Regions from separate parts of the Homo sapiens genome. Here region 2 is linked to region 1. Evidence: read pairs that join two places in POLR2A ChIA-PET (ENCODE). Cell type or tissue: PC-3. All regions are shown on one strand. Links, peaks and the distances in the headings refer to the core of each region. The heading gives the core; the rest is flanking DNA.

Region 1 (11,184 bases), core at 2,302-6,301:
GTCAACAGAAGTGGCCAAGTCCTTTCCATTTGCAGACCCACCATCAAGGTCAAGGTGGGCCAGTGGGAGAGACCTAAAGCCACAACAACCCTCAGAGGTTTCCACTTAATGTTGGGATGACAGGGAACACCCCTGGAAGACCAGCCCAAAGATCTCCTTTACAGCCTGGCTCAAAACTCACCGCCTCCAGGCAGCCTACTTTTCTATATCTGTACCCCACCACCCTCACCAGACACTATCCTTAATGACAGTGGTATGTGTGGACATGGTTTAGCTCCTCCAAGAAAGCACAGGCCCTTTAGGGTGAATGTCCAGGCCTGTCTCAAGTTTGTTAACACCCACGGTGCCTGCCACAGGGCTCTGCACCAGGTCGGTGTTTGATAAATGTTTGCTAAATGAATCAAACGGCTTTGGAATCACTATCACCATGAATGGTGTTTTTCTCTTCTATCTGCCTAGGGCTTGACTGTCTGCAAAGGGCCTTGCTATCCCCTCTTCCTTTCTCTCTTGGGATCGTCTCCCTGGCCTCTTGTGAGATTTCTGCTCTTGCAACCTAGTGTGATTCTGCTGTGAGGCTGGGGACAATGAGGGATCTCACCCCTCATGGGAGACCCTTCCCCCACCCTTGACATACAGGGAGTGACTTGGTCCCTTGCTTGCCTCCTAGTCTACTGTGTCACAGCCAGAGTAGGCTGCGGGTGCCTACTTTGTGCCTACTCTGGCACAGGAGTGCCATCTCCTTCCAGGCCAGGTAGAGCCCACGGTCCTCAAGCCCAGCACTTCCTGCTTCTCATGGAAGCCACGGGAGGGGCGAGGGACAGTCTGGAATGCTGGTCTCTCTTGGGATTTGACTTTGACTTCCACATCCCAAGGGGGTCATTGCACAGACTCTGTAACTTTGAGCTCAGCCCCTGGGAGTGGAGTTGCATGTCAGGGCTCCATCCTTCTGATTCTGGGCAAGTCTGCACCACCACAGGCTCCTTTTCACTTACAGGCTTATCTAGCTTGTGGGGTTTATGCCTTTCTTGCATCATCAGTCTTCTTTCCTACACTGAAGTTTGTTCATCATTCTTCGTGACTTTAACATCCACAGGGATGACTTATCCCATGACCTGGAATTCCACTTCCGTGACCTCCTCATCTGATCTTTTCTACAAACTTACATCAGATACTTACCCCCATGGTCCTACACTAGCCTTTTCCATTACCAGAAATGGCACCATTTAGAAAATTTCTTCTCTACTGCTACAATGTTTCAATCCCATCAGATTATTTCCCCAATCTGCTGACCTAGCCACTTTTTCACTCTACCTTCCTACCATCTTCTTCATTTGCCTACTTACCCAGTTTAAATTCCATCCATTATGTGTTGCTATTATCACAGGCAGAATGCTGGCCTCCCCAAAGATGCCCATGTCCTAATCCCCAGAACCCTGTGGGTCTGTTAGGTTACCTGGCAGAGGGGAATTAAGGTTGCAGATGGAGTTAGTGTTGCTAATCAGTTGACTTTAGGATAGGGAGATTATTCTGGATTAGTCAGATAGGCCCAATGCAGTCACAAGCATCCTTAAAAGTGGGAGAGGGAATTAGAAGAGAGAACCAAAGAGATGGCAGCATGAGAAAGACTTGGCCTGATGTTGCTGGCTTTAAAGATGGAGGAAGGAAACTATAAGCCAGTGAAAGTGGGCAGGCTGTAGAAGCTGGAAAAGTCAAAGAAACAGATTCTCCTCTAGAGTCTCCAGAAGGAATACAGCTCTGCCCACACCTTGATTTCAGCTCAATGACACTTCTGACCTCTGCAACTCTAATATTTTAAGTCTGTATTTTAAGCCACAAAGTTTGTGGTGATTTGTTACAGCAGCAATAGGAAACTGATACCTACTCACTCACTCCATTCCCTTTCTCCTCTTAGCTGTCTATCATATCTACTAGGCAAAACCCCAAACTCTAGTTGAATTGCACTATATTACTTTTTCCTTGCCACTAAATGAAGCAGATAAAAATATTGAAAGTTGGTTGACTAAATTCACTAAAAATTTGTGGTCATGAGCACGCTCAAGACTGCTTGGCAACCACAGTTTCACTACACTTTCCCTCCACCCTAAATCTTTGACAATTTTGCCATTGAACACACAAACGTTTCTGTTTCTCAGCTTCTACATTTCCAATAATTTGCCATCTACCCTACCTCATCCACTTACTCTCAGGACCATGCCAAGGATCCTAGACCTTTCTTAATGAAAATATACATCACTCCCAAAATCTCAAGATTAAAAAATCTTAAGAATTCCACACTCTGACCACCACTTCTTATTTTTCCAGTTTGGTGCCCTTGCTCCGACTATGGTCTGCAATGACCACCATGTGGTCAAAGCCATCAGTCTCTTTCTATTCTCAGTTTTCTTGATCCTTCAGCAGCAGCTACCCACATTACTCTTCCTTAAACAGCCCCTTTCAGGATTTCTGTGGCATTACAGTTTTCTGAGTTTTCTCCTCTTTGGCCACTCTTTACCTCATTCCCCCAAACTAGAGTTTCTCTGGGCTCTGTTCTGGGACTTTGCCTTTCTATACTCCCTTCCCTCAGTGATCTAATCTTTGTTTCAAGGCCTTGAAGATAACCCAATGATTATAATTTCCAAATTGATATCTGTGTCTCAAACCCCTCTTCCAAGTTTATAACAAATTTGACTTGGCATCTCCACTTGAGTATCTCACAGATCTCTCCAACTTGAAGTAGCTAAAATGTCATTCTGGATTTGCTCCTCCTCTCTGCTTGTTCTTTCCTCTTAGGAAATGGCACTTCTACCCACCAAGATGCTTTCATCGGAAACCTGGTTGCCCTCTTTAATTCTTTTCTACATCCATTCCATCTGTCGGCTTACCTCCTAAACGTCTCTCAAATCTGTCCACTTCTCATCTCTTCAACTATTAATACTCTCATTCTAATGCAAACCTTTAGCATTTCTGATTTGACTACTCAATAGCCTCCTAACTGGTTTTTCCCCTTCCAGTGGATTCTCTGCACAACTAGAGAGTTTTTTAAAGAATATAATTCATATCTTTCAGTCATCCTGTTTAAAAACCTTCACTGGCTTCTTGTGAATTAAATAAGATACAAACTCCTTATCTTACCCCATAAGACCCTTTGTGATCTAGTCTTTTCCTGGCACTGTTCTCATAATTTCTAGAATACATGTTCTTGCCTACACATGAAATTCCATCTGCTGGAACAATCCCCTTACCCCCTACTCTCATGTAAGATCGTGCAGATTGTTCTCTACACAAAGGTATCCAGCTGAGGTGTAGGGTGGGCCGAAATCTAGCCTGCAGTCCTCTTGCCAAGCTGTGCTCCTTGGTGTGCAAGACCTTGCTTCTACTCTTCCCATGGCTGGCTTCTTCTCAACCTTCAAGTCTTGGCTTCAATGTCAACTCCTCAAAGAGGCCTTCTCTGACCTCAGTTATTTTCTGTCTCACTGCCATATCTGTCTACTACCTTCATAGAACCTATCACCATCTGTAAGTATAGATTTGCTGTCTTTCTCCCTGTAAGCTCCATGAGAACAGACATCTTGTTTGTCTTGTGCCATGCTATATCACCACAGCACCTAATACATAATCATGCACTGAGAAGTGATAGTTGATGAGAAAGAAGGAAACTCCTGAGAAGAGAATGCAAAGAGCAAAGAGAGGGTCTAGGTTCTGCTTTGCCCAGGTGCCTCCTGCCACACTGATTGGCATCAGAAAAAGCCTTCATGTCATAGAGAAACCACAAGTGTGGCCAGAAATTCTCAAATGTGGCAGCACATCAGAATCTCATGGGGATTAAATTAAAAAGTCTTCATATCATAGAGAAAGCACAAGTTTGGCCTGAAATTCTCAAATGTGGCATCACATCAAAACCTCGTGGGGATTAAATAAAATAACATAACCGCCTCTCCTCTGTCTTTCAAGGTTCTGATTCATTGGGTCCGGGTGGCTGCTGCAGACACTCTCGGTGCACTACCGAGAGACTGCCACTGAGTGGTGCTGTATGACTCTGTTTCAGAGTAGAGGTCGCACTTCGCTCCAAGAGAAGGCATAATTTATAGAAGGATTTTTTTTTTTTTTTTTTTTTAGCTACTCTGACCTCAGATCTTCTCATTCCAGGAGGGTGGCCCAGGCAGTGCCTCCAGAAATGTTTAAGTTTTGGTTTCTTTTCTGTGCCCTTCCAGATTCACAATAAGGACATCTGTCCTTACCTAAAAGCTTCCCCTCACCTCTCCTAACCCACCCCCACAAAGCTCTACCAATATCCTCTTACCTTCTGCCCAAAACTTCCCGTACTTTTCTTCTCTTATCTTTTACCTCTTTATCTTGTCTTCCTCTTCTTTTTCTGGGAATCACTCTTCCTCAGTTTCCTTACTTGTAACCGGAGGATAAGGGTGGCATTGTGAGGATCTAAGGAGATACCACCTACCAAACTGCATTGATCTAACTTGGCATGTATTATCTTCATAGATTTTTACACCAATGCCATTCTAATCCACACAGTGATGGTAGCTTCTCTATTCAAGCAAACACAATTTTATTAATGCATATTTTCAAGAACACGTATTATAAGTGAAATACATCTGAAGAGGATTTAGAGAGAAGATTCGTATGCGCTACTACCCTGCTTTTTGCAACTGGTCATGAACCAGCCTCTGAGTGAACTGGAGGGGAAGGCACGGAAGAGGTAACAGAAGGGGCTAGGAAAAAGATTCTTCCAGGGCCTTAATCAGCCTGAAATGCTTTGGAACCAGCTGACCTAATAATTCTTCAGAGACTGTCAGTGCACTGGTGCCCAATGAATGCCTCCATACAAAGCTGCAAGCCCACTATCTATGGCAGTCTAGGACTGGGAAAGAACAAAGCAAGGTTATAACGGAGTGGACCTCAGTTCAAAGAAATGAGAACAAAAATCAGGCCACTCTTGGCCAGATAGATAGATAGATAGATAGATAGATAGATAGATAGATAGATAGATAATGATTTCCCCTTCCTCTATATTCCAAATGGCTTGCAGAAGGGGTTCTTGTTTCTCATGGCAGGGCTATCGATGGGGCAATTGAAGGAGCTACTGTAAAGGACTGTAACTAAAGAACATTTCAAGATAGCTCCATGGGCTCTTTGACAGGTCTAGTTCAGGAAGCCCCATGCCAACAACCAAACAACTCCCTTTGCAGTACAGCCCACAGCTCATCCTCTGGGCTGGTTTAGCTTCAAATGACCATTTGGCACTGTTTGGCAACAGGTTGCCTCACCAGCCCACTGACCTCCAGAGTCTTCTGGAAGTTAAAAGGACACACATTCACTACCATAAGTTCTAAAAACCTATAGCAGTTCCCACTCAAGCCACTCCACTGACAGTTGGAGCGGGTGGGGAGAGATGCGGGAGGGCTGAAAAGGGAAATGTTGCATACAGAGAGCTTATTTGAAATGCATTAGGGTGCTTTCTCTTTGAAGGAATTTGCAGGCAAGGGTTTTGTAAAGGAAAAAGTGCTTTGGTATGCGGGTAATATGCAGTCATTTATCTGTGTAGTAAGCTTAGATCTTATCCATCACATTTTTTTTTTTTTACCCTTGAGCTCATCTCTATTAGGGAGATTCTGATTTCTCCAACTCCTTGAGAGGCACCTCAGGTCCAGGGAAAAAATGAATAAGGATGACTTTCTCCAGAGGATGGTACGTTTTAATTCCAGATGTCCCTGCTGTGAATATAAAACAAAGAATTTGTCAAACTCGGGGGCTGAACTGCCTGGATTTTAACCCAAGCTCTGCCACTTAGTACCTGCGTGATCTTGGGTAGTTATTTAGCCTCCCTGAACTTCAGTGGGTTTTTTAAAATACGAAAAATGTAGATAATAAGAGCACTTATCACATAGGCTTGTTGTGAGTGTTAAATGAACTAATATATGTAAAATCTTAGAACAAAGCCTGGCACATAAGCAACATATGGGTCCTCAGCATATAATTCCTGCCCTCGAGTAGCTTGGAGTTCAGCTGGGGGGACAAAACCTATGCATTAAAGGTTAAATAGCAGTACATGCTACCGCTTCACTAGACCATATGTAGTGTTAGGCCTTAGGATATGGTAGTGAGCCGGAGAGTCTTGATATAACCAGAAAATGTCAAAGAAACAGATCAAACAGTAAAGGCACCGAGATCAGAGTAGTGAGAAAGTATTTTGGTGTGGAGTGGTCAGAGATGTCTTCGTAGAAGAGGTAGGACTTGGCCCAGAAATAGAGCAGGGGTTGGATAGATGGAAACAGAGCAATGCAGTGGGGTCAGAGAACAGGGCTTTGGAGGTAGAACACCTGTGGGATGGATGGAGGTATTCAGGAGCCTATTTGAAATGCACTTAAGGTAGCTCCCTGCACATGCCCTTCTGGTAAAATACTCATATGAGAAAGAGAAAAGCATCTCCTACCATCCAGGAGTTGGACTAGTACCATCAGCTAGGCCTTGCTGTTGCTAGGAGCTGGCCTAGCACTAGCAGCAACACCAAACTAGGTCTTGTTGTTCTGTTGAACATAAATCCACAGAATGCCAATATCAGACAAGGCAACTCTGTGACTATGATGGATCAAGGCAGAAGCAAGATAACTCTGTAATGGCTGAAACCAGACAAAATGTGAACACTGTCCAAACCACAGAAATGACAAAACATCCCTCTCCCAGCTAAAATGAATGACTGCTACTCTTTACTAACTAGAGCTGTAGCTTCCCTCTACTCTACCCTCCCTCTAGCTAAAACTTATTGAAATACTTGATCACAGAATTGTTCTACTGTCTGACAGCATCCAATATAGGGCAAACCATAGCTTTTTTTGACCTTCCCCCAGTCATCTAGCCAATGCCCAAATCCTATAACAAATCTTTTCTAACATACTGTTCTTGAGATGCCTCACAGTTCTTCACGGTGTACATGCCCCCTCACTTCAACAAGTAATAAACCCAGGTTGATCAACATGTGTGTGCCTAGTGATCTTTGGCCAAAAGACATTGACAATATCACTAAAATGATTGAGGGGTATGGATGCATCCCTCCTACTAGGGTTCATTTAAAAAATTCCATGAAACAAAGAAATGTCTGAAATAAGTGCAGCCCCACCTCATACAACACAGCATGGTAAGTAAAATGACAGAGGCAATCACAGAGCACTGTAGGGATACAAGAGGGACTTCTTTCAGCAACTTTTCCTTAGCAACCATTGTCAGGCACCGGGGATATAACAGGGAACACGATAGACAGATAAAAGAAAGAAAAATGCTGGGAGCAGTGATTCATGCCTGTAATCCCAGAACTTTGGGAGGCCGAAGCAGGTGGATCACCCGAGGTCAGGAGTTCGAGACCAGCCTGGCCAACATGGTAAAACCCTGTCTCTACTGAAAAATACAAAACTAGCCAGGTGTGGTGATGCGCGCCTGTGATACCAGCTACTCGAGAGGCTGGGGCAGGAGAATTGCTTGAACTCGGGAGGTGGAGTTTGCAGTGAGTAGAGATCGCACCATTGCACTCCAGCCTGGGCAACAGAGCAAGACTACATCTCAAAAAAAAAAAGACAGATAGATAGATAGATAGATAGATAGATAGGTAGATAGATAGACAGATAAAAGATAGATAGGACAGATAAGAAGAGAGAGAGAGAGTCCCTGCTCAATGAACGAAGGAAGAGTACTGCAAATGTTTGAAAACCAGAAACAGCAAGTATGTTCATTAACAGGGGACCATCGTCAGAGACAGTGTAACCTAGTGGTTGAGAGCACAGCTTGTGGATCCAACCTGCCTTGGTTTCTATCTCAGCACTACTACTCAGCAGCTGCCAATAGAGCACAATCTCACAATCTACTGTGCATAGAAATTTCCTTTTTTACTGATCACTCCCCAGTGAGGGGTGGTAGGGAGGTAGCTCAGCTCCTGTCTGCTGCTGTTCCTACACCAACACTTGAACAAGGTCTTTCCGCTTCCAAACAAGACATTCACCCAAGGCTGCTTTTTCTCTGTAATCTCTGGCTGAGGGCCCAGGGAAGATAAGTCTAGACTTCAGGCTGGTTAAATACAGAGCCCAACATAATGTACACATGGTTTTAGCATCCAGGAGAAAATTGCAATTGGTGTTTGTGCAAGGAGCTCTTGAAGCCATTTTTTAAGCGCTTTACAGGGACACAGACTTTATGTCATCCCCACGCCCATTCTCAATTGCATGTTTTTGAACACACGTTTGGTTCTAAACTATGCTAACCCACTGAGAGGGCTGGGGGAGGAGTATGACTAAGGTTATCTGACACCAACCTTATTCTCAAGGAGTAGACAGCCTGATTGGGGAGAGAGCCAATCGCTGACAAACGGAGCAAGAACATAGACCCAGAAGAATGTGCTAAATTACATGGCCTCTGAAAGGCCACCTGAACTTGTATCATAAATACAGGAGGAATTCTCACAGGAAGAGCTCACTGTGGGCCAAGTGAGTCTAAGACGGTTTTGTGGAGGAAGAACTGGGGATAAAATACAATTTAGATAGAAGGATTTTCAGGGGGCATTTCCTGCCTTAAATTATCTTTGGTATAAAATGAATTGGGATAATTAATTTTGAGGAAATTGTGCAAAAATGTTCCTTTGAAACCATTGAAGCCAATCTAGGGTGTTCCAAAAACAGTGCCAGAAATGGTCACTTTTTACTGCAATCCCAGCTCTCCTGGGAAATGTTGCCAAGCAGCTGGCTGCACATTTAGCCAAATATAAATTTTCCCACATATGGAAAAATCATAGAATTACATGTGTATAAAGGCCTGCTACCTCTGATTTGAAGAGTCTCCAGGGAAAATTCCTGAACTATCACCATTAGCAAACCCCCACCTTTCACAAGTGCCAAATATTCATCCTCACCAGCATGCATTGTTATCATTATTTCTTATTTTAGCCATTCTGATAGGTACATAGTTATATACTCACTTATTCCTCAGCTTTATTAAGGTATAATTGACAAATAAAATAATTGTATATATTTTCAGTATACAACATGATGTTGTAATATATATATATATATATACATATTGTGAAACGATTAAATCAAGCTAACTAACGTACCCATCAACTCACTTATTATTTTGTGGTGGTAAGAATACTTAAGATTTAGTCTCTTAGCATTTTCAAGTATACAATACTGTAACTGTAGTCACCATGCTGTACAGTAGATTTCCAGAATTTATTCATCCTACATAACTGAAACTTTGTTCCTTTTTACCAACATATTTCCACTGCCCTCACTCCCAGCCCCTGGCCACCATCATTCTACTCTCTGCCTCTATGAGTTCAACTTTTTTGGGTTTCACATATAAGTGAGACCATGCAGTATTGGTCTTTCTGTACCTGTCTGGCTTCTTTCATTTAGCATAATGTCCTCCAGGTTCATCCACATTATCACAAATGACAGGATCTCATTCTTTCTTAAGGCTGAATAGTATTCCATTGTGTATATATACCACATTTGCTTTATCCATTCATTCATCAATGGACACAGGTTAATTTCACATCTTAGCTATTGTGAATAATGCTGTGACGAACACGGGATTGCAGATATCTCTTTGACATACTGATTTCATTTCTTTTGAATATATACCCAAAAGTGAGATTGCTAGATCATATGGTAGTTCTATTTTTAATTTTTTAAGGAAACTCTACACTGTTTTCCCCAATGGCTGTACCAATTTACATTCCCACAAACAATAGACAAGGGTTCCTTTCTCTTCAGATCCTCGCCAGCACTTTTCTTTCATATTTCTGATAATAGCCATTCTAACACGTGTGAAGTGATCTCATTGTAGTGTTAATTTGTATTTCCCTGATGATTAAGCCTGTTGAGCATTTTTTTATATACTTGTTGGCCATATTGGTGTCTTCTTTTCAGAAATGTCTATTAGGTCCCTTGCTCATTTTTTATTGAGTTATTTGTTTTCTTACCATTGAGTGTTTGAGTTCCTTATATATTTTGGATATTAACCCCTTATCAGATGCATGGCTTGCAAATTTTTTTTTCCACTCTGTAGGTTGTCTTTTCACTCTGTTGATTGTTTCCTTGGCTGTGCAGAAGTTTTTTAGTTTGATGCAATCCCAATCATCTATTTTTGCTTTTGTTGCCTATGATTTGGAAGTCATAGTCCAAAAATCATTGCCCTGACTGATGTCAAGAAGTTATTTCCCCTATGTTTTCTTCTAGTAGTTTTAAATTTCAGGTCTTACATTTCAGTCTTTAATCTCTTTTATTTTTGTATATGGTGTGAGAAAACGGTGTAATTTCATTCTTTTTCAAAGGAGACATGTGGATATCCAGTTTTCCAGTGCACTTTATTGAAGAAACTGTCCTTTCCTCATTGTGTGCTCTTGGCACTTTTTCAAAGATCAATTGACTATAAATGTGTTGACTTATCTGGGGGCTATCTATTCTGTTCCGTTTGTCTAAATGTCTATTTTTATGCCAGTACTATGCTGTTTTGATTACTGTAGTTTGTAGTATATTTTGAAATCAAGTAGTGTGATGCTTCCAGCTTTGTTGCTTTTGGTCAAGATTGCTTTGGCTATTTGGGGTATTTTGAGGTTCCATACAAATTTTAGGATTTTTTTTCCATTTCTGTGACCCTTGTCACTTGAATTTTGACAAGGATTGCATTAAAGCTGTAGATTTCTTTGGGTAGTCTGTACTTTTTAATAATATTAATTCTTCCAACCTATGAACACAGGATATCTTTTTATTTATTTATGTCTTCTTCAATTTCATCAATACTTTATAGTTTTCAGTGTGTCATATTCTTATTTTTATGTATAATGTCGCATTTGCTTTTTTCTGTGCATTTTTTCATGGTTTCATTTTTCAATTTATTGTGTGCAGGATTCAATACAGTATAATTTTTCATGTTGTGTTTCCAATTAGAGTATAATTTTCCTTAGTTACACTAATGACACATCTTTAGTGAAACAAAAATGAAATATTTAGTTTCCAGCATGGTTGTTGGGATCATTCTTGATTCATGTTTTTATTTTTAGTTTCTTGGCTTAGATCCTGATGAGAGAGAGAAAAAAGAGATGTGTTTGTCACTTTAATTATATATGTCCAAGTTTTTTTTCAGACTATTTCAACTGCTTTGCGTGTCCACCAATTGTGAAAA
Region 2 (11,184 bases), core at 3,553-7,552, 180 kb after region 1:
GTACAAGTACGAGAGTTCTCCCACGGGCTTATTGAACTCTGCCCCCTGCCTAGAGAGACAAGAGGAGTGGTTCATATTCCCTATAGAGAATGAGGGGATTGCTCTGGGATCTGACCACCACAATGCAGGAAAGAACAATGACAGGCTCTTACAAGTCTCATTTCCCATGCATCTTTGTCCTGGTATAGAGCCAACATGCAATGCATGCCTTCAGGATCGGTATCCCATCCTAGGGGAAATGGAATCACCTGGGCCTGAGGTCGTCCCGCAGCACGCACATAGCAATTACTTTCTTTTTTGAGACGGACTCTCGCTCTGTCACCCAGGCTGGAGTGCGGTGGCATGATCTCGGCTCACTGTAAACTCCGCCTCCCGGGTTCAAGCGATTCTCCTGCCTCAGCCTCAGCCTCATCCTCACGAGTAGCTATGATTACAGGCACGTGCCACCACGCCTGGCTAATTTTTTGTATTTTTAGTAGGGACGGGGTTTCACTGTGTTAGCCAGGATGGTCTCGATCTCCTGACCTCGTGATCTGCCTGCCCCAGCCTCCCAAAGTGTTGGGATTACAGGCGTGAGCCACTGCGCCCAGCCAGCAATTACTCTTGTTGAGGGCTTGTACTGAAAATTTGAACCAGGCATTCACATCCCTGTACCCTGTCTCAATTTCTAAAGTTTGCCTTAAATCCTTTACCTCAATTATTTCTACCCTTTTAGGGTCATTACTTGGTTAACTATTTCCACCAATAACAGCATAACCATTATGTCTCTTGCCATTTGTCACTTGGGAAAACTCATCCACAAACAGCCTTATCCCATCATGTAGTGGAGCTTCCTTAAGGTCTGGTCTAACTTTGATTTGGTATTCTATGATATCTAAGCAGTTATGGTCTGATGTCTCTTTGTTCTTCTCTCCTTTCCATAGGAAACTGGCTGGATTCAGGCAAGTATCTGTTGTTACAGCCAAATTATCTTTTTCTAGTGACATGGCTTCATATTTTTGAATCCAAGAATCCATTAACCACCTCCTGGCTTTTTGATTTAATATATTCCTGACTTGGTGTGGGTGCTTACTATTAGGGCCCCACCAAAGTTAGCTTTTGACTCTACCAGCAGGGCTGTGGCAGCTACTGCTTGCACACATTCAGGCCACCCCCGAGAGACAGGCTCAAGAAGCTTGGAGACAAAAGCAACAGGTTGCCTCTTCCCTCCCCCGGTATGAGTGAGCACTCCAAGGCCAAACTCTGGTCTACTGTTACAAACAGATGGAATGGTTTCTCTAAAGATGGGAGGGCCAGGACCGGGGCAGTAATGAGGGCCTGCTTTAGCTCTTTCACTACCTGAATTTCCTATGGGGATCATTGCATGGGATCGGGTTCCTCTTCTAGTAACTTGAGATACAGAATTTTTGTCTTTTGAGCATATGAGTCAATTCACAACCTGCAGTAGCCAGTTGAACCTAAAAATTTTCGGAGTTCTCTCTGTCTTAGGCAAAGGCAGGCCCACTATTCCAGATATTCTCTCTGGGTTTATTCTCCACTTCCCTTCACTAATCAGGTGTCCTAAATATTTAACTTCTTTTTCTACAAACTGCAATTTGTTCTTAGAGACTTGCAATCCCCTTTCTCCTAGGAAATTAAGCAAGCTTATGGTGGTTTCTGATACCTCGGCCCTCCTCTCCCCAGAAATTAAAAGATTATCTACATATTGTAATGACTGGGTTCCCCTGGAAGGTTGGAATTCCTCCCGGACTTTTTCTATTATTTGACCAAATACATTTGGGGCTGCCATGAAACCTTGTGGCAGCACAGTCTAGCAGTCCTGTTGTTTTCTCCCAGTTATAGGATTTTCTTATTCAAAGACAAAGAGGTCCCTGCTCCTAAGATCTAGGGGACATGCCCAGAATACATCTTTTAGACCCACCACACTGAATCACTTATGTTCATAGAGTATCTTATTAAGGAGGGCGTAGGGGTTAGGTGCCACAGGATGGTGGGTCTGGACAATTTGATTCATAGTCCCTAGATCTTGCACCAATCTATAGAACCCATCAGGCTTTTTGACTGGGAAAATTGGAGTATTGTATAGTGACATGCAGGGTTCTAATAGTCCATCTTTAATCAATCCCTCTATTACCAGTTGGAGATCTTTTCTCCCTTCAGTAGAAATGGGATATTGTTTTCTTTTTCTTTCTTTTTTCTTTCTTTTTTTTTTTTTGAAACGGAGTCTCACTCTGTTGCCAGGCTGAAGTGCAGTGACATGATCTCAGCTCACTGCAACCTCCGCCTCCTAGGTTCAAGTGATTCTCCTGCCTCAGCCTCCTGAGAAGCCGGGGCTACAGGTGTGTGCCACCATGCCGAGATAATTTTTGTATTTTTAGTAGAGACGGGGTTTCACCATGTTGGTCAGGATGGTCTCGATCTCTTGACCTCATGATACGCCCACCTCAGTCTCCCAAAATGCTGGGATTACAGGCGTGAGCCACTGTGCCTGGCCTGTTTTCTGAAAACTACTTCTCCTGGTTGTTTTAGTTTAATCTGTAAGGGTGTGATTTTTAACCCTCCCCTGTTGCCTTCCCTAATCCACACAAGGGGATTAATTTTTCTTTCCTCTTGCTTTGTTAGGAGGCCCATCATTACTTTTATTTGTCCTTCCTCTATTCCTAATCCTAAACCCAATCTCACAATCAGGTCTTGACCAAGGAGGTTAGTTCCTGCTTCAGGAACATATAAGAGTCACACCTCAATTTGTTCAGGTCCCAATCTAATTAACATTTCCTTGAATATCAGAACCTGAAATCCCTCCCCTTTTACCCCGATACTGTCAATTTTTTCTTAGAGACTTCTGTACCCCTTGGTTGGTGAATTAGGGAGGAGCAAGCCACCCCAGTATCAACCAAAACTGTCACTTCTTCTCCCTCGGGTCCCACCTTCACATTTATCAGCGGTTCCTGGAGGGTCCTACTCAGAAGGAACCCCTGGCCCCCCTTGTCTTCATCAACCGTCATGAAGGGGATCATTTTTTCTTCTTTTTTCCATTCAGGACATTCTCTCTTAAAATGCCCTGGTTTTCCGCACTTGTAACATCAACTCATAGTCTTAGGAGCTTTTCCCTTCTTCCTCTGTGTCAAAATCTATTATCCCATTGTTTCCTTCAAGAGGGATCTTGATCTAACCTTCTTCTGACTACCTTTTCCACAGTGGAAACCATGATTCTCGCTTTTTGTTTCTGCTTCTCTTCCTCTCTCCTTACAAAGACCTTCTGAGCTTCCCTCAGTAATTCTTCAACTGGTTTCTCATTCCATTCATTACTCTTTTGTAATTTTTTTGTAATGTCAGGCCAGCTCTTAGTTACAAAGTTAACCTTCAAAAGGCCTTGCCCTACTGGGTCCTCCAGATCTAATCTAGAGTATTTTCTCAGGAACCTCTGCAGGAATGCAGAGGGAGTTTCCTCATTTTCTTGTTGAATCTTGAATGCCTTTGAGACATTTTGTGTCCTAGGAGTGGACTCTTTGATCCCTTTAATTATTAGTTCCCTGAGGTCCTGCATTTGGGTCCAGTCCCTGGGATCATTATTATCCCATTTAGGATCGACATTTGGAAATTTTTGTTTGGTTGGCAAGACTCCTTGCCTGGGAGGGTGTTGCCTCTCCCAGATGGTCATGGCTGCTCTCCTAATCATTCCCCTTTCTTCTCCTGTGAACAGAATATTCATGATAGACATCATTTCAGCCCAGGTGTAAAAGCTGGTTCCTAGGAATTGGTCCAGCTGGTCTGCTAAACCGAGGGGATCTTCTAGGCGTGGTTTCATTTCCTTCTTGAAATTCCTAACTTCAGAACTTGTAAGAGGAGCATTTACAAAGCCAGTCTCTCCCTGTCCCATGGGAACTTCTCTAAGAGGGAGCATGCTAGATGCCTGCTGTGTGGACAGGATAAGGAAGTTCTTAATATCCCTCTTACACTGTTCTTTTTCTTAAATTTGGATGAGGACTTAAAGGAGCAATTGGTTTGGTTCCCCCATGGTCTCCAGGTCTTTCTTCCTCTAACCCTCCTGTTGCCCCCTTGATCTTCCTGTCCCCTATTTTGTGAGCTGTATGGAGGGGCAAGCATGATAGGGGGTCCCAGGGCTTTTCACTGGGCAAGAGCTTTTTACTAGGCTCTTTTTCTTCTTCTTTGATGGGGAACGTGGGGGTTAATTCTTTGATCCAGCAGAGAGCATAACCTATCTCTTCTTGTGAGGATGGTTTTTGTTTTTTGTTTTGTTTTATTTTGTTTTGTTTTGTTTTAGTGGAGTCTTGCTCTGTCGCCCAGGCTGGAGTGCAGTGGTGCGATCTCAGCTCACTGCAAGCTCCGCCTCCCGGGTTCACGCCATTCTCCTGCCTCAGCCTCCCAAGTAGCTGGGACTACAGGCGCCCACCACCACACCTGGCTAATTTTTTGTATTTTTAGTAGAGATGGGGTTTCATTGTGTTAGCCAGGATGGTCTCGATCTCCTGACATCGTGATCCACCCACCTCGGCCTCCCAAAGTGCTGGGACCACAGGCGTAAGCCACCGTGCCCGGCCTAGAATGGGGTTTTATCATTCACATAGAGAATTAAAGCTTGGCACACCCAGTTCTCATCTGAGCCAAACTTAAATCAAAAGACTGAAGGCTTGCGAATGGGGTCTTTGGGACAGGTAAAACAGCAATACTTTATCATCTTTTCCTTTTCCTTGTCCCTGGTTCAAGGGTTGTCCCTCCAAACCTGCAGCATTCTCCTTAAAGGACTATCCGGGGGAATGTCAGAGGGAGTCTCTTTGGCTCCCTCTTTCCTTTGTCCCCTAGGCCTAGAATTTCTGTTTCCCATTTTCGTCAATCTGTGTCTGAGTTTTTCCCTGTGTACTCAAGCCCCCCACTAGAGGTTTCTTGCACACACCGAGAATCATTTCATCCGTCTCTGGCTGTTCCCCTCGCGAGAGAACAGAACCGCAAATTGGGTCTCCACACTTGCTTCATACCTAGGATACGTCTCAGTCACACACACTCGACCTCCAAAAATGCCCAACCACCAAGACAATACTCACAGTCCAATTTTCCTACCTTGGCTCGTACATGAGGTTGCCTGGTTGCCACGGTGCCTGCTTTTCTCCCTGTGTCACCTCCACTGCCTCCTGAATAACAGTCTCAGGTTTGTCTATGGCCTCTGCAGGGAGCCGGGATTCCCAGACAGAGCAGGCCACTTAAATCAGGTGGGACGCCTCTCCCCTCTTGGCTGGAGTCCAACTCCACGCAGGCACAGAGATCCCAGATGGGCCCCCAAGTTTGTGAGAAACACATTCATCTGTCCAAACCCAAAGAATGGACTCAGAGACACAAAAGAACAATGGAAGAGAGAATTTTAATGGTGATCGTGCAAGAATGGGTGTCTGGTAGGCAGGCACAGCTGGGGCAGCTACAGCAGGTAATTTATCTCCTAGCACGCAAGTCCCTCCCCCAGTTCCTCATTGGTCAAATACTGTGGGGTTACAATCTTTCTGGACGTCACCTAAGTTTCATTATCCCTTATAAGGTTATAACCCAGTCCCCTTCCCTGCTTAAGTTTCGATTTTCCAATAACTCTGTAAACTTTTTCTTCCCTTTTATAGGCTGACTCCTCCTCTACATTCTGTTTGCTTATTGCGACTTTCTAGGTGCATGAGCTGTGCGGTTTGTCACGTCCGCAGGCTGGCTGCCAGTACTTAGATTTATCATACCTTGAAAATGGACCATTTAAAATGTTTTCTCACAGAAAATAAGATTTTAAAACATTATCCTCCCTTTATATAAAACCTTGGGATATCAGCATACTCTGTGCTGGACCAGCATACTCTGGTCCTGGAAAATAAGGACCACTGGATCACTGTCCATCACAGGAAAACAAAATGCCACTGTAGAAAACTGTCTGTGGCAGGCTGAATAGTGGTCCTCACAACATACCGGTATAACATAATGGTAAAATGCTGAAAGGGACTTTGCAGGTGTGATTAAGTTAATATTCTTGAAATGAGATGATTGCTCTGGATTAGCCAAGGCGACCTAATCTTTATTACGGACTCTTCATAAAAGAGGCAGGAAGGTCAGAGTCAGAGAAGGTCACGTGACTATGGAGGCGGAGGTCAGAGAGTCACAGAGAGACTTGAAGATGCTACGCTGCAGGCTTTGAAGACGGAGGAAGGAGCTATGAACTAAGGAATGTAGGCAGCATCTAGAAGCTGGAAAATGGCTGATTTTGAACTTCAATCTCCAAAACTGTATTGCCTTAGTTGGTTTTGTGTGGCTATAAAGGAACACCTGAGACTGGGTAATTTATAAATAAAAGAGGTTGATTTGCCTCACAGTTCTGCAGGCTGTATAAGCAGCAAGCAGCATGATGCCAGCATCTGCTTCTGGTGAGAACCTCAGGAAGCTTCTAATCATGGCAGATGGCAAAGGGTGAGCAGGCATGTCACATGGTGAGGGGGGAGTGATAGAGAGAGGGGAGGCATGCTATGTACTTGTAAACAACTAGATCTCCTGTAAACTAATAGAGTGAGAACTCATTCATTATCATGGGGACAGCACCAAGCTATTCAAGAGGGATCAACCCCCATAACCTAAACACCTCCCAGTGGGCTCCACCTCCAACATTAGGGGTCACATTTCAACATGAGATTTGAAGGGGACAAATATCAAAACTATGTCATATGTGATAATAAATTTATGTTGTTTTAAGCCACTAAACTTGTGATGATTTGTTATAGTAGCCATAGGAAATTAATACTAATAGAGAGCAAATGACAATGATCAGGGGTTGGAAATCAGAGAGTGTTGGAGAATAGTATGAGCATGGTTGCTTGTACAAGGATGCACTTAAACCATGAGACTCTAGTTTGGAAACAAGAAGCCTGAGAAGAGACTGGCTCAATGTCTAAACCATTGCTGCTCTATAGAACTTTATTTGATGATGAAAGTGTTCTACATCTGCACTTTCCAATAGGGTAGCCAGTAGCCACATGTGACTACTAAGCACTTGAAATGTGGCTAGTACAATAAGGGAATTTTTTCTTTCTTTTTTTTTTTTTGAGATGGAGTCTTGCTCTGTCACCCAGGTTGAAGTGCAGTGGCGGATTTCGGCTACTGCAAACCTCTGCCTCCTGGGTTCAAGGAATTCTCCTGCCTCAGCCTCCCGAGTAGCTGGGATTACAGGTGTGTACCACCACGCCCAGCTAATTTTTGTATTTTTAGTGGAAACGGGGTTTCACCATGTTGGCCAGGCTGGTCTTGAACTCCTGACCTCAAATGATCCACCCACTTTGGCCTTCTGAAGTGCTGGGATTACAGGCATGAACCACCATGCCCAGCCTACTCTTAATTAATGTATATTTAAATTTAAAAATCTACATGTAGCTAATGGCTACTGTATTAGACAGACAGTTTTCTACCATTAAAAAGAATGTGGATAGGGTGACTATGAACTTATTCATTAAAGTGTTCAATGCTAGAAAACTAGCTTGCCAAAAATAGTCTATGCCAAATTAAAGAAGTACCAGCACTTCTCTAGAGATCAGATTTCTTATAATCTCTGCCATAATATAACTAAAAACCTAGATGAGAAAAAAGCATCTAAGCAGCATGTAAAATTGCTGTCATAAAACCCATGAACTTCACTTCATAGGAGATGCATGGAGTCAGTCCTTAGTCAAACAGCTACACATTAGAAGAACCAAGAATACGTTGATCTCAGAACTTCTTCAAAAGCACAAAAATCCGGAACACACTTAGGGAAAAGACATAAGGAAAGACATATTGCTACATGCCTCAGAGGTCCAGGTCAAAAGCAGATGATCATAATGGCCACCCTGAGTCACAAGACAAGGTTATATTATGTTCTGAATCATCTGTTTAAGAAGGCAAAGCAGGCCAGGTGCAGTGGCTTACGCCTGTAATCCCAGCACTTTGGGAGGCTGAGGTGGGTGGGTTACTTGAGGTCAGGAGTTCGAGATCAGCCTGGTCAACATGGTGAAACCCCATCTCTAATAAAAACACAAAAATTAGCTGGGCATGGTAGTGGGCATCTGTAATCCCAGCTACTCAGAAGGTTGAGGAACAAGAATCACTGGAACCCAGGAGGTAGAGACTGCAGTGAGCCGAGATTGCCACTGTACTCTAGCCTGAGCAACAGAATGAGACTCTGTCTCAAAAAAAAAGAAGACAAAGTAGTGAATAACTCAGTATTAAAAAAAAAAAACTCAACAGAGGGAATGGGTAAATGCAAAACCAAACAGTTACCTTTCCACTTTCATGTAAAATCCCTTGTTTTAGGGTTCTAGCCACTATGCTATGCCATCCACTCCAGCTCCTTGTTAGTCACTTATGCACCAGGATTGATCTGAACCAGGTTTGATAAATTATTTCAAATCCTTTCTCACCATTACCATCCAAATCCTTCTCACTTGCCACGCAACTTCCAAATCTGGATCAATTGAATTGATCCACCACCATTGTTTCTATTTCCAGACTGCTGCGCCCTGGTGGAAGAAATAACACAATGATATAGGCAGGAATATCTTGAAAAGCATGGTTTCTGTGGAATATTATGCAGCAGTTAAATATGTAAGATATCAGCTGGGCGTGGTGGCTCACGTCTGCAATCCCAGCACTTTGGGAGGCCCAGGTGGGCAGATCACCTGAGGTCAGGAGTTTGAGACCAGCCTGGCCAACATGGCAAAACCCCGTCTCTACTAAAAATACAAAAATCAGCCAGGCGTGGTGGCAGGAGCCTGTAATCCCAGCTACTCAGGAGGCTGAGGCACGAGAATCGCTTGAACCTGGGAGGCGGAGGTTGCAGTGAGCTGAGATCGTGCCACTGCATTTCAGCCTGGGCTACAGAGTGAGACTGTCACACACACACACACATACACACACACACACAAGCTATCTATATATACTGATACAGAAAAAAATCCATACACATTAAATAAAAAAGCAAGTGAAATCACAGTCCCTAGTATGGCTATAATCAAAAGGACAGATACTAACAAGTGTTGGCAAAGATGTGGAGAAACTGGAAGCCTCATATACTGCTGGTGGGAATGTAAAATGGATCAGCCACTTTGAAAAACAATCCAGTAGTTCCTCAAAATGTTAAACACGGAGTTACCATATGACCCAGCAATCCCACTCCTAGATACACACCCAAAAGACATGAAAATATATGTCCACACAAAAACTGGAACATGAATACTCATAGCCATGTTATTTATAATAGCCAAAAAGTAGAAACTGGCTGGGTGCAGTGGCTCATGCCTGTAATCCCAAAACTTTGGGAGGCTGAGGCAGGTGGATTATGAGGTCAGGAGATGGATACCATCCTGGCCAACATGGTGAAACCCTGTCTCTACTAAAAAAAAAAAAAAAAAAAAAAAAAAAAAAAAAAACTTAGCTGGGTGTGGTGGCACGTGTCTCTAATGCCAGCTACTTGGGAGGCTGAGGAAGGAGAATCACTTGAACCAGGGAGTCGGAGGTTGCAGTGAGCCGAGATCACGCCACTGCACTCCAGCCTGGCAACAAAGTGAGAGTCCATCAAAAAATAAAATAAAAAGTAGAAACTACCCAAATGTCCAAATGACAAATAGATAAACAAAATGTAGTATATCCACACAATGGATATGCCAAGAGCAAGTTGCAAGTTTTTTGTTTTGTTTTGTTTTGTTTTATTTTGTTTGAGACAGGGTCTCACTCTGTTGTCCAGGCAGGAGTGCCATAGCACAATCATGGCTCACTGCAGCCTTGGCCTCCCAGGCTCAAGCAGTCCTCCCACCTCAGCCTCCTGGGTAGCTGTGACTATAGGAACACAATGCTACATCCAGCTAATTTTTTGTATTTTGTAGAGACAGGGTTTTGCCATGTTGCCCAGGCTGGTCTTGAACTCCTGAGCTCAAGTGATCCACCTGCCTCACCCTCCCAAAGTGTTGAAATTACAGGTGTGCACCACCATGCCTGGCCTCCAAGAGCAATTTTATTCAGCAATAAAAAGAATGAAGTTCTGATTCATGCTACAACATAAATGAACCTTGAAAACACTGTGCTAAGTAAAATAAGCCAGTCACAAAAGATCACATATTCTTCCATTAATATCAAAGTCCAGAATAGGGAAATCTATAGAGACTGAAAGTGGATTAGTGGTTGGTAAGGGTTGAAGGATAAAGAGGCGATAGCTAAAGGATACAGGGTTTCCTTCTGAGGTGATGAAAATGTTCTAAAAATTGACTATGGCAGTGGTTGCACACATCCATGAATATATTAAAAATAATTGAACTGCACACTTTAAATGTGTGAATTGTGTAGTGTGTGAATTATAGCTCAATAAAGCTGTTATTTCTTTTTTAAAAAAAAGCAAATGATAGAATAATACATGTACTATGAGCTCATTTATATAAAAACCAAAACTACATATGCATGTAATATAAACATTTGTGAATGTATGTAAATATATAGAACATGATTTGGAAGGATACCCACCCATCTGTTAGCATTGGTTGCTTTTGGGGAGAGAAGTAGGATTGCCTTCTGTAACATCACACTTTCCTGTCTCTCCTCCTACCTCCCTGGTTGTTCCTCCAAATTGCTTTGTAGGCATTCTTTCCTCTGCTCATTCCTTTATAATCCACATTTAACTCTTCAGGCTCTCCTTGAAGTGATCATATGATCACATATTTCCCATGGTTTCAACAATGCCAGTCCATATCCTGACTCATTTATTCAACAAATAATCCACTGAGCACCTGCTAAGTACTGTGCTAGTTGCTAGACATTCAGCAGGACTGAGGCAAATAAGATTGCCATGCTCATGAAATTTACATTCTAGTGGCGGTGAAGATATATAATAATAAGCAAGCCAATAAATGAACAGACAATTTCAGATAATGTTAAGTGGTAGGGAGAAAATAAAACAGGGTGAGGGGCAGGCACCATGGTCATGTTGAGCACCGCGTCTCGCACCATGCCCCAAGCCGCCATCCACTGCACAAGTCGCTCCCTGCCACCCGAGGCCCGCATGCTCGCCATGTCCCTTCCACAACCAACGCAGGCCGCCTTGGGCATCCTGGCCCGGCGCACCATGGTGCTGGGCATCATGGAGATGGGGCGCCACATGGACACATCTGCCAGCGCCACGGCCGTGCACGC

What was found. ChIA-PET counts read pairs that join two places held together with the same protein. Peaks named below come from ENCODE experiments on the same cell type or tissue, not always from the same donor. Only the 100,000 strongest peaks of a DNase experiment are listed, where the experiment ranks them.
Region 2: POLR2A ChIA-PET joins it to region 1 with 8 read pairs; 2 of 35 experiments call an interaction of 5 or more read pairs at or near these places.

The regions. Positions count from the first base shown.
Region 1 is chrX:119,060,065-119,071,248 of GRCh38, reverse strand. No RefSeq gene overlaps it. Among named protein-coding and RNA genes, the nearest start is that of CT47C1, 7.3 kb to the left of the region's middle. In PC-3, for the core only: a CTCF peak has its summit at 4,014; a DNase peak (open chromatin) is centred at 4,028.
Region 2 is chrX:118,879,119-118,890,302 of GRCh38, reverse strand. LINC01285 (long intergenic non-protein coding RNA 1285) reads right to left here. Exons shown (of 7, transcript NR_110393.1): 7 at 8,288-8,525. Among named protein-coding and RNA genes, the nearest start is that of LINC01285, 45 kb to the right of the region's middle. In PC-3, for the core only: no CTCF peak of the experiment used is centred there; a DNase peak (open chromatin) is centred at 5,552; H3K4me3 peaks cover 2,550 bases; H3K27ac peaks cover 2,805 bases.